Regions from separate parts of the Homo sapiens genome. Here region 2 is linked to region 1. Evidence: read pairs that join two places in POLR2A ChIA-PET (ENCODE). Cell type or tissue: PC-9. All regions are shown on one strand. Each heading gives the region's core, and the rest is flanking DNA. Links, peaks and the distances in the headings are about the cores only.

Region 1 (5,989 bases), core at 2,115-4,614:
AGATGATCTGCCTGTCTCGGCCTCGCAAAGTGCTGGGATTACAGGCGTGAGCCACTGCGCCTGGCCCACAACTTACTTTTAACTCTTACTACCTGTGCTGGTCACTGCTCACGTGTTGTGTGTGTGTTTTTTGTTTTGTTTTGTTTTTGTTTGAGACGGAGTCTCACTCTGTCCCTCAGGCTGGAGTGCAGTGGTGCGATCTCGGCTCACTGCAAGCTCTGCCTCACGGGTTCACGCCATTCTCCTGCCTCAGCCTACCGAGTAGCTGGGACTACAGGCGCCCGCCACCATGCCCGGCTAATTTTTTTTTTGTATTTTTAGTAGAGACGGGGTTTCGCCGTGTTAGCCAGGACGGTCTCGATCTCCTGACCTTGTGATCTGCCCACCTCGGCCTCCCAAAGTGCTGGGATGACAGGCGTGAGCCACCGCGCCTGGCCACTGCTCACATTTTGGTAAGCACATTTTCACAAGTTCTTAGGTCTCTCTGTCACTTCATCTCGATCTTCATCCTCCCTTTATTCTAACCCCTCCCTTTCACTCTGTCTTTCTGAGGTCTCTGTCTCTCTCTTTCTCTTTTTATCAATTTTTTTTTTTTTTTTTTTTTTGGTGACAGAGTCTCACTCTGTTGCCCAGGCTGGAGTGGCACAATCTTGGCTCTTTGCAAGCTCTGTTTCCTGGGATCAAGTGATTCTCCTGCCTCAGCCTCCCAAGTAGCTGGGATTACAGGCATGTGCCACTACGCCCAGCTAACTTTTTGTATTTTTAGTAGAGACAGGGTTCACCATGTTGGCCAGGCTGGTCTTGAACTCCTGACCTCAGGTGATTCGCCCGCTCAGCCTCCCAAAGTGCGAAAGAGATAAATACCCCAGCTCCTTGCTTCTCAGGTATGGCAATGTGGAGGCATGGCCCTTACATGGGTGGGTTTGAGCCCCACTGGCCCACATGCTCATTCATGTCCCTTCCCAGACATTATTTGAAGACATTATTTGAAGACATCAGGAGCATTTTTACTGTTTAAGCCACTTTGGATTGGCTTGCTACTTGCAGTTGAGAGCATGCTAACTGGTACATGGTCTTTGTCTTCTGTCTCTATCTTCCTGTAGCCCTATGGGTCTGAAGTTCAGCCATATTCCTTCCCCAGAGCCCTAGTTGCCTTGGAAGTCAAGATCTTTTAGAAGCCACCTGCATCAACTTTTCACCACTGTCCTAAATCAGAAACTTCGTGGTCACTTCCCCACTCCTCACCTGCTGCCTCCAAGGATCTCCTCAGGAATAAATTACTTGCATTTAAATCCTTGTCTCAGAGTTGGCTTCTGGAGGAACTCAGATGAAGATGGCAGACTTATCACTTTTCCTTTTGTCTAACTAAAAGGCTTCAAATAGAAATCAATTATTCAACTGATTATGAATCCAAAAATTTCTGGCATATTTGAAAGAGCAGATCATCCCGACTTTTAGTCCTCAAGATATCAAAAATATTGCATCTCCATCTAGCACCTCCCCCCCCATTACACACCTGCTTTGTGCTAGGCACTTTACATGTGCAACAGGATGATGTTAGGGGTGCTCTGAGTCTCTTGGCCTAAGTTCAAAGGTCATTCAGCAGTTGGGGTCAGCCACCTTCCTTCACGGCTCGCTGTGGAGCCATTTCAGCAGAATGGCAGCCCATCCTTATGCCCATTCTACCGTGGGCGTCAAGGAGAAGGGGAAAGAGAGCACGTCTTGCTTCTCCTGCTCCCCCTACCCATTGTCCCAGCTCCAAGCCACTAGAATCATGAGTCTGGCTTGAACTGGGTGACATGGGGCCAGGGGATCTAAAAGAACTTTGAATCAGATCTGAGAATGAAGTTTTTTCCAAGGAAATTTATATTGAACTATAAAACACATACAGAAAAGTATATGTGTGTACATGCACACAGATATATCATAAGTGCACGGCTCAGTGAATTTCCCCAGACTAAACATGCTCACATAACCTGCACCCAGATCAAGATACAGAACTCTCCCAGCCCCTCAGAAAGCTACCTAGTAACCCTCCTAGTCACTACCCTTTGCCAAGGGTGACCACTATCCTGCTAACACCCTGGATTGCTTTTGCCTGTTTTTGAACTTCACATAAATGGAATCATGCCGTGCATGCTTTTTGGTGTCTGTCTTCGTTTGTTCGACATCATGACCATGAGACTGGGTCTCGTTGTGCTTCACTGGTTGAGACTGACATTCTAATTGGAGGAGATTTGGGTTTTAAGACCTGAAATAGACAGCTTTGGTAACCAAAGAGTCAGTCAGGCATGCTATGGAATTGTTGAGAGGCTGGTTGAGGAAGCCCATTCTTTAATAGCTCCGTGACTTTGGGCAACTCATTTAAGTTCTTTTTTCTCTATTTCTGTAAAATGGAGATAACTATTGGTCCCTACCTCAGAAGCTCATTGTGAAGATTTGGTGAGTAATATATGCCAAGAGCTTAGGCAAGTGCCTGGCACAGAGGCGGGGCCACCTGGGAGCTTGCCGCTACCTCTGCTCCTGCCTCTACTACCACTACTCTGTTATTCTGATCATTCCCCAGAGGGAAAAAGGAAATTTCAACAGAGACCATTTGGTAGCAATTATTGTAAAAATAAAGTGGTTTCGTAGTTACACCTCAACAAGTTGAGACGTACCCCTGAACCAGTTAGACATGTGTCACCTCAGTTAAAGTTCACATCAGCCCTGAGAAGTGAATGCTTGTTTGACAAATGAGGCAACTGAGGCTCAGAGGGAGAAGCAACGCACTCCCTCAACTCACTCCCACAGGGTTACAGAGCGAGCTGGTGGTGGAGCCAGGGTCTCTGTGACCCTGTGTGCTGTTCTCCTTGCCCTTTTACCTAATTCTCCTGCTGGAGCTGGTGGTCCTTAGGATGCACTGGGATGACCCCATTGGACTGCCTTTGGCATGACCTTCTAAAGCATGTGGTGCTGCTTTAGAACTTATCAAAATATTTTCTGTGTGGATTTCCCATCAGCCTGTTCACATGAGGCTTAATCTTTCTTGTGGGTCTCATAAGTAGCACTTTATGAAATACCAGGTGAGTCAGTCATACTCAGCAAACGAGTTTTATGATGACTAAGAATGTTGGGGCTTTTTGCTGAAATTAGCCAACTGAGGTAACAGAATTCTTCCATTGCATATCACAGAAATTGGTTCTGGTCAGGCCGGGTGTGGTGGCTCATGCCTATAATCCCAGCACTTTGGGAGGCCGAGGCAGGCGGATCTCCTGAGGTTAGGAGTTCAAGACCAGCCTGGCCAACATGGTGAAACCCCATCTCTACTAAAAACACAAAAAATTAGCTGGGCCTGGTGGCGGGCGCCTGTAATCCCAGCTACTCGGGAGGCTGAGACAGGAGAATCGGTTGAACCTGGGAGGTGGAGGTTGCAGTGAGCCGAGATGGCGCCACTGCACTCCAGCCTGGGCAACAAGGACGAAACTGCGTCTAAAAAAGAAAAGAAAGAAAGAAGGAAAAAGAAACTGGTTCTTACCAACAGAAACAGAAAAGGAATTTGTTAGAAGGATATAAGGTGCTTTTTAGAAATGGAGCAAGAAAGCTCTGAAACCAAGTTTAGAAAGAATTGGCCACATGATGCGCTGGGGGATCTTGCTGGCATCAACTCACGAGTGTGCTCTTCAGCTCTGAGGGTGCGGCACTCAGGACGCTTTGGCTGCAAGTAACAGAAAACTCAACTCAACCTGGCTTAAGCAGTAAGGGAGTTTATTGTAGGAAGGGCAACACCAAGGTTGGTTGATTCAGAGGTTCAAGAATGTAATTGAGATCCAGGGTTCTCTCTCTTTCTTCCCATTACTATCCATGTGTTGGCTTTATCTGAAAACTGGTTCCCTGTGGCTGCAAAACGGGGCACGCTGCCAGTAGTGATTATGACGGTAAGATCATTTGCTAAATCATCCAGTGCGAAAGAGAGGGAGTGTCTCCCCATAGCTCTCTCTTGAGAGTAAGGAAATGTTACTGCCAGAAGTCCCCAAGAAATCTATCCTGGTGTCTTTTTTTTTTTTTTTTTTTGAGGCAGGGTCTCACTGTGTTGCCCAGGCTGGAGTGTAGTGGCGTGATCATGGCTCACTGCAGCATCAACCTCCTGGGCTCAAGCAATCCTCCCACCTCAGCCTCCTGAATAGCTGGGACTACAGGAGTGCACCACCACACCCAGGTAATTAAAACTTTTTTTTTTTTTTTTTGTAGAGACAGGGTCTCACTATATTGTTCAGGCTGAACTTGAACTCCTGGCCTCAATGATCCTCCCACCTCAGCCTCCCAAAGTGCTGGAAATACAAGTGTAAGCCACTGCAGCCAGCTCCCCTGGTGTCCTATTGGGCAAAACTGGCTTGGGCCTGTTCACTCCTGAACCAATCATCAGCAAGAGGCACAAGGGATGATTTTGGCCCCCAGGGGACATTTGACAACGTGTGAAGACATTTTTGGTTATCATAACTAGGAGAGGTGCTAGTGGCATCTCGTGGGTAGAATCTGGGGCTGCATCTATATATCCTATAATGGACAGGACAGCTCCTTCCCATCCCTTGCACACAGAAAAGAATGAACTCTCCCCAAATATCAACAGTCCTGATATTGAGAAACCTTGGCTTAGACAAATCAGGCACATCCCTGCTCCTGGGATATAATAGCCTGGTGAGAGTCATCCACAGTTTCCACTGCAAACTTTCTTTCAGAACTTTTTTTTGTCATTCTGTTTGAGATTGAAATTTCAGAGAGGGTTTGTTTGGCTTGGCCTGGGTTACATACCCATTTACAGAATAGTAGAGGACAAGGCACTGTGGTTGACCTGAAGCTCCTCCACAGGAAGCTTGGGATACTGGCATGGGAAGTGGAACGGATGTTAAACAAGCAACAACAACAAAAAAGCCCACCTCAACTGGGATGAACTTCCTCAGTGACATTCCTTACAAAGAAGAGGGAGACATCCTGGAATGATATGGGGGAGGGGTGGGGAGAGGGACAGTATGATATATATTAGCTTGACTTTATTATTTTTGTGTATATTTTTGGAGATGGAGTCTTGCTCTGTTGCCAAGGCTGGAGGGCAGTGGCACGATCTTGACTCACTGCAACCTCCACCTCCCGGGTTCAAGTGATTCTTCTGCCTCAGCCTCCCGAGTAGCTGGGATCACAGGCATGTGCCACCATACCCAGCTAATTCTTGTATTTTTAGTAGAGACAGGCTTTCACTGTGTTGGCCAGCCTGGTAGCTTGACTTTAGAGATGACTGTCATCAATTCCTTCCCTCCCCATATGTGTGTGCCACTCCTCCTTGAGATAGGGGGTCTAATCCTCAGCCCCCTTGAATTTGGCCTGGGCTTGACCTTGTGACTGTTTTGACCAATAGAAAATAGTGGAAATGATGCTGGGTCAGTTCTGGACTTCCTGCTCCAGTAGCCAACTGCATGAGAGACCCCCATGTGAGAGCCACTCAGCTAAGCTGTCAACCCATAGAACTGTGAGTGGTATAAATAATTGTTGTTTTTAAGCCACTAGCCACTAGGTTTTTTTTTTTTTTTTTTTTTTTTTGAGACGGTGTTTACGTCTGTTGCCCAGGCTGGAGTGCAGTGGCATGATCTCGGCTCACTGCAGGCTCCGCCTCCCAGGTTCACGCCATTCTCCTGCCTCAGCCTCCCGAGTAGCTGGGACTACAGGCACCCGCCACCACGCCCAGCTAATTTTTTGTATTTTTAGTAGAGACGGGGTTTCACCGTGTTAACCAGGGTGGTCTCGATCTCCTGACCTCGCGATCCGCCCACCTCGGCTCCCAAAGTGCTGGGATTACAGGCGTGAGCCACCACACCTGGCTTAAGCCACTAGGTTTTGAGGTAGTTTGTCATGCAGCAATTGATAACCAGAAAAATACATCAATATAATATACATATAAAATAAAGATATTTCTATTTTCATATTTACTAATTGTATTAGTTCATTTTGCATTGCT
Region 2 (5,989 bases), core at 1,820-4,319, 160 kb after region 1:
AAAACCTCTTCATATACCCCTGGCATATTTATGGTCTGGGAAATATACATATGTGTGTGTGTGTGTGTGTGTGTGTGTATATATATATATATACACACACACACACACATATACATATTTTGTTTGTTTGTTTGTTTTTTGAGACAAGGTCTTGCTCTGTTGCCCAGGCTGGAGTGTAGTGACATGATCTCGGTTCACTGAAACTTTTGCCTCCCAGGTTCAAATGATTCCTGTGCCTCAGCCTCCCAAGTAGCTAGGATTACAGGCATGCGCCAACACGCCTGGCTAAGTTTTGCATTTTTAGTAGAGACAGGGTTTCCCCATGTTGGCCAGGCTTCTCTCAAACTCCTGGCCTCAAATGATCCTCCCACCTCGGCCTCCCAAAGTGCTGGGATAACAGGCGTGAGCCATGGCGACTGGCAGGAAATACATATTCTAAATCCTATGAGAGATATTAATCCACACTCTTCCTCCTACAGCTAGAAAAACAGAGGCTCAGAGAGGGAAGGGGTTTGCCCAAGGTCACACAGTTAATCCAGGACTGAGCCCAAGTAATTCCACTCATTAAATATAACTGATTTCCATGAACTTTTGATTCCTTCTTTTAAAAAAGGATGGGCAAGTCTGAGCGTGTGTCATCCAAGACTCCAAGTGGACAATTATAAAAACAAATCATAATTAATAATTCCTTATGAAACAAGTCAGAGAACTTCCAGGGTTGGGTGGCGCCAGTTTTGGGGAGAAGTAATTTTAAGACTTCCCGCCTTTCACAGGGTTGAGGGAGCAATTTAAAATAAGCTCTAATAAACACGGCTCATACAGCTGTGACCTTTAGAATGAAGGTCTCGCCTTCAAAAGCCGATCAGCCTTCATGATGTGGGGTTTGCCTGTGCGCTGAGGTTTAAAAAAAAAAAAAAAAAAAGACCATGAGGAATTTATGGGAAACAACAACTCCTTGCGGTTGCTGAACCAAGTGAGTCAAAGGGCGTCAGAGAGAGCAATTTTGGAGCACACAGGAGGGAGGTGCCAAGGACTCCTTTGCCAGACTTGCAGCCCCGGGTACTGAGGACAAGCCTGCTCTGCTACTGAATAGCTGTGAGTCCTTGGTCACCGACTTCACCACTCTGTGCCTCAGTTTCCCCATCTATGAAGTAGGGATTATAAAAGAACTCTCCCCACAAGGGTAGGTAATGTGTGCAAAGCTCTGAGCACAGTGCCTGGCATATAGTTGGTTTTCCATTTACCCTTGTAACATTATTACAGGATGAATTCCCCTCTGAGGACAAAGAATTGAGATAGCTGTTCTCCCGTGTTCTGCAGTTCTCAGCCCAGACTTCGCATTTTAAAAATACTGGATCTCGCCCCAGAGATTCCACTGCAGTGGCTTTGGGGGTAGGCATGGGCATAGGAATCTTTAAGGGTTACCAGGCAAATCTAGTGGGCAGCTGAGTCTGACAGCCCCTTCCTAAGGACGGCACAGTCTCATTGTGGTTCTCAGCCATTTACATCGTATTGTAATAAAACATTGCTCCACCATGTTCCCTTTTTTCTATGTTTGTTTTTAAGCTCTAACCATGTGGCTGCCCATATGTCCAGTTCATTTCTTTTAATTTCTAATTTCTGCTTCCTCCACATTTGTCTCCCAGCATGGACTCCAGGCTGCCTGCCCTCTGGCCCTCTCCCCGTAGGACTTCATGACAAACTCACTCCCTGCATGCCCTTGTCCGGTTGAGAATTTGGGAATTTCTTTGAGACTTCATATTATTATGAAAGGTGAAGCCAGTGATCCCAGTAACGGAATCTGAATCTCAGGGGGATGGGGCTCCAGCCCCCAAAGTTTTTTAAATGCTATCCTAGTGATTCTGAAGAGGATTTAGAATCGGGACCCATTAGCTGAACCACAACATCCATCATGGAAATACCAGGAAAGTTCAGGGGAAAGAGGAAAAGTCAATGAGCTGAAATTGCCATTCCAATCCCTTTATCTGGACGTTCACTGAGGGCCCAATAACAACCAGGCCCTGGGGACAGATAGGAGACCACAGTTTGTTCAGAGGGGCCAGGAGAGCAGAACTCAAGACTGCGTGACATGCATGTTCTTAACGCCCAAGATGTAAAACCTTTGACCTTAAGTTGTTCACTCCCCTGTGGGACAGGCAATTACAATCCACTGTGATTCATGCAGATATTAGAAACTCATGAAGTGATTGACTGATTTAGGAGGGTCAGGGAAGGCTTCCCCGAGGGGGTGACATCTGAGATGGGCTTTGAAGAGTAGGTAGGAGTCAGGTTGCAAAAGGTCAGGAACCAGGAAACATTTGTAGCAGATGCTGTTGCTGCCCGGCCCGCGTCCCCTAGACAGATGCCCACTCTCGCTCACTGCAGATGTCTGCTTAAGTGCTTTCATTTGGCCATGGGTGCACGCTCAGCTAGAAGTTCCAGAGAGTTGGAACTAGCCCCTGGAATTAGCCCGCAGCTCACGACTGGGGGAAGTCGGAAGATACATGATCTCTTCCCTTGCAACTGGGTTGGAATGACTGAAGCGCATGCTCTTCGCTGTCTCCCAGAGTTCCCTGGTGGGTCTGAGGTCTAGTTGCCCACAGCGGTGATTGGTTTAATAACATTTATTTTATTTTCTTTCTTCCCTATTTTGATTACCCAACCTGCTATGGGTGCTTCCTGAGATCACCACCCAAAATATACTCCTTGCACTCAAATTCGTGTCTGAGGGCCTGTTTCTGGGAGAACTCAGTGGAGGAGACTGCATGTGCAGAGGTCCCGAGGCCAGAAGCCACACAGCATGTGCAGGGAGGTGACCAGCAGCTTGTGCACAGAGTGGAATTTGGAGGAAAGGCTGAAGAGGCCAGAGACACAGGTCAGGAGCAGCCAAGCGGGCCTCCACCACCGCACAGAGGTCCTGGGCTTCTTCCCACATTCTCTGGTTGGAGTAGGCAGGGCAATGAGCTGGTTATGCAGATACCTTGAGGATGTTTGGGTAGGGCTGGCAGGCTGGAGAGTGCCAAATTCTCCAGTCATTGCTTCAGTGAACTACCTGGCCTTTGAGTTTATTTGAACAAGATTCAATTCTGCCCTGGACAAAGACAGAAGATTGGCAAGTGGCCACTGGTTTTGAGTGGTTAGTGACAGCCCAGCAGAGTAATGGTTGACCATTCAGTTTGGCTTCCAAGGGAGGGTCCCACTCCAGAGAAAAGGGCCCCCCCACCTCATCCCCCATCCTGCAGCCTTGATTCTTAGACCTCCCACCCAATGGGTCAGCAGCGCCTGCCCAAGATTCTGCTTTCTCTGACTCTCTCTCCCGTGCAGTGCCCAGCCTTGGGGGAAAGCGGACACCTGGAACTCCAGACAGGGTTCAGGCGGAGACACAGCGATCCCATCACACTCTAGGGCTCTGGAGGAAATGATGGTGCCAGTCAGGGTCTTAGTTTGCTGCTCTGTCTAATGGGCCTGTGGGTCCCGGGTGTGGCCACAGGACTGTGAGAGAATTTGAGAATTTCTTTGAGACTTCATATTATTATGGAAGTTGAACCCAGTGATCCCAGTAACCCAGAGAATCCTGCAATATCTAAATTAGGGCCCAGCCAAGCCTCTCATTTTACAGAGGAGAGAAACTAAGACCCGGAGAGGGAAAGAGGCTTACCTGAGTTCATCCAGCAAGGCAGTGTTAGGGAAGAACTGTGGCTCTTATGCCAAGTGTGACGGGGTGACATGGGACATGAGAAATTTTTATCTGAGCCACACTGTCCAGGTCCATACCTTGCCTTCCATACTCTAGCCGGGTGATCCTGGGGGCGTGTTACTTAGTCTCTTTGAGCCTCAGTTTTCCCCTCTGTGCAATGGTGACCGTGACACCCCCTCACAGGACCACCGTGAGCACTTAGTAGCGGCCCCCTTTCTTACCCCTCACCCTGCAGAACAACTCTGGAGGACAAAAAGAAACACCGTCCCCAGCTGTCCACAGAGAGCCCAGAGCCAGCTTCATCTATTAGCTTCCCCTCCTTGCTTCAAAAAATGAATCTACTCTGGGAGACTTGGGGGTCCACCCAGATAGGGATCATCTCTGTGCCTGGCCATGGTGCTCCCCACCATGCCTCCATCATGCCCCTCCCCTGTGGACCGCAGAAGCCTCCGGGGCTCGCTTGACAGGTTACGCCTCAAAGTTCAGTTCAGTTGCAGCAAAGTTAAGTTGCTGACTTGCCAGCAACTTCCCACCCTGGCTGGAGCAGGGCCAGGCAGGGAGGAAGAACAAAGGCTTTTGTCTGCCCAGCCTCAGAGGAGGGTGAGAAATAGAAATCCTGCCCAATCATGTGGAAGCCCCCAGAGCTCCCTGCTCGGGCTTGGGGCCAGGGGAGGCAAGTCAGGGCAGCCACGTGAGAGACCCACAGCACAGGGATGGGAAGCGACGCTGGGAGAAATGTCCATCCGCCCACCATCTATCCACCCACCCATCTACCCATCCACTCACCCACCCATCCGCCCATCATTCCTTCCATCCGTCAACCCTTTCATCCACCCATTAGTATACCCTTCTATCCATCTATCCATCCATCCCTTCCCTCTCTCACTCCCTTGATCCATTCATCCACCCACCCATCTACCCATCCATTCATCCATCTATCCACTCCTCATTCCCTCCATCCATCCACCCACCCATCTATCCACCCACCCGTCCATCCAAATATCCATCCAACCATCTATCCGTCCATTCAGCTGTCCATCCATCCATCCATCCATCCATCCATCCATCCATCCATCCACTCATCTATCCACCCACCCCTCCATCCAAACATCCATCCAACCATCTATCCATCCATCCATCCATCCATCCATCCATCCATTCATTCATCCATCCATCTATCCATCCACTCATTAATCTACCCATCCATTCATCCATCTATCCCACCCTTCCTCCCTCATATCATACATCCATTTCTCCACCCATTTATTCATCCATCCATTCATCCACCCATCTATCCATCCCACAAGCACATATTGAGCATCATGGAGGCCAGGCCCTGGGTTGGGCACTGGGGATACAGCTGTGAACAAAGTCTCTGCTCTCATGGTTCTAATATTCTAGGCAGGTAGTGGACAAAAAGAAACTATATAAATACGTAATATAATGACAGAAGGTGATAAATGCTAGGAATAAAAATAAACCTAGGTAGGAAAGCAACACGCAGAGCCACTATAGATGGAGTGGTCAATGAAGACAAGAAATGATAGGCTAGATCTGGCAGGGGAATAAGTACAAGGGCCCTGAGGCAGGATTGAGCTCAGCATGTTGGAGCGACAGCCTAGAGACCAGTGAGGTCATCATGAATGGAAGGAAGGGGAGGGGAGCAGGGGGTAAAGCTGGAGGGGCTCTGGGAGCAGGAGACCCAGCTCTGTATAGTCAGAGGATGGTTCCTCTCCTTCTTTGGACCTTGGTCTTCTTATCTGTATAATGAAGTCCTGGGTGAGATCATCCTTTCCTATCTGAGGCTCTGGCATTTAAAAAAGATGGTCTTGCTCTTTCCTGGGGATCTATAGGAGCAGGGTCTAGACTGTAAAGGTAAAGAATGCAGGCTCTGGGCAGGCGCAGTAGCTCATGCCTATAATCCTAGCACTTTGGGAGGCTGAGGCAGGCAGATCTCTTGAGCTCAGGAGTTTGAGACCAGCCTGGGCAACATGGAGAAACACCCTCTCCACAAAAAAAAAAAAAAAAAAAAAAAGCAAAAATTAGCCTGGTTAGGTGGTATGTATCTGTAATCCCAGCTACTCAGGAGGCTGAGGTGGGAGGATGGCTTGAGCCCAGGAGGTAGAGATTGCAGTGAGCTGAGATCATGTCACTGCACTCCAGCCTGGGCAACAGAGCCAGACCCTGTCTCAAAAAAAAAAAAAAATACAGATTCTGAAGTCAAGGCATTTGATCTCTCTGAGTCTCAGTGTTCCCAACTGCAAAATGGGAATAATAATACCCCTTCATGGA

The links. ChIA-PET counts read pairs that join two places held together with the same protein. Peaks named below come from ENCODE experiments on the same cell type or tissue, not always from the same donor. Only the 100,000 strongest peaks of a DNase experiment are listed, where the experiment ranks them.
Region 2: POLR2A ChIA-PET joins it to region 1 with 9 read pairs; 2 of 35 experiments call an interaction of 5 or more read pairs at or near these places.

The regions. Positions count from the first base shown.
Region 1 is chr20:50,490,270-50,496,258 of GRCh38, reverse strand. No RefSeq gene overlaps it. Among named protein-coding and RNA genes, the nearest start is that of PTPN1, 17 kb to the left of the region's middle. In PC-9, for the core only: no CTCF peak of the experiment used is centred there; a DNase peak (open chromatin) is centred at 3,078; H3K27ac peaks cover 1,899 bases.
Region 2 is chr20:50,329,023-50,335,011 of GRCh38, reverse strand. No RefSeq gene overlaps it. Among named protein-coding and RNA genes, the nearest start is that of LINC01271, 11 kb to the right of the region's middle. In PC-9, for the core only: no CTCF peak of the experiment used is centred there; DNase peaks (open chromatin) are centred at 2,231, 2,981 and 4,221; H3K27ac peaks cover 2,419 bases.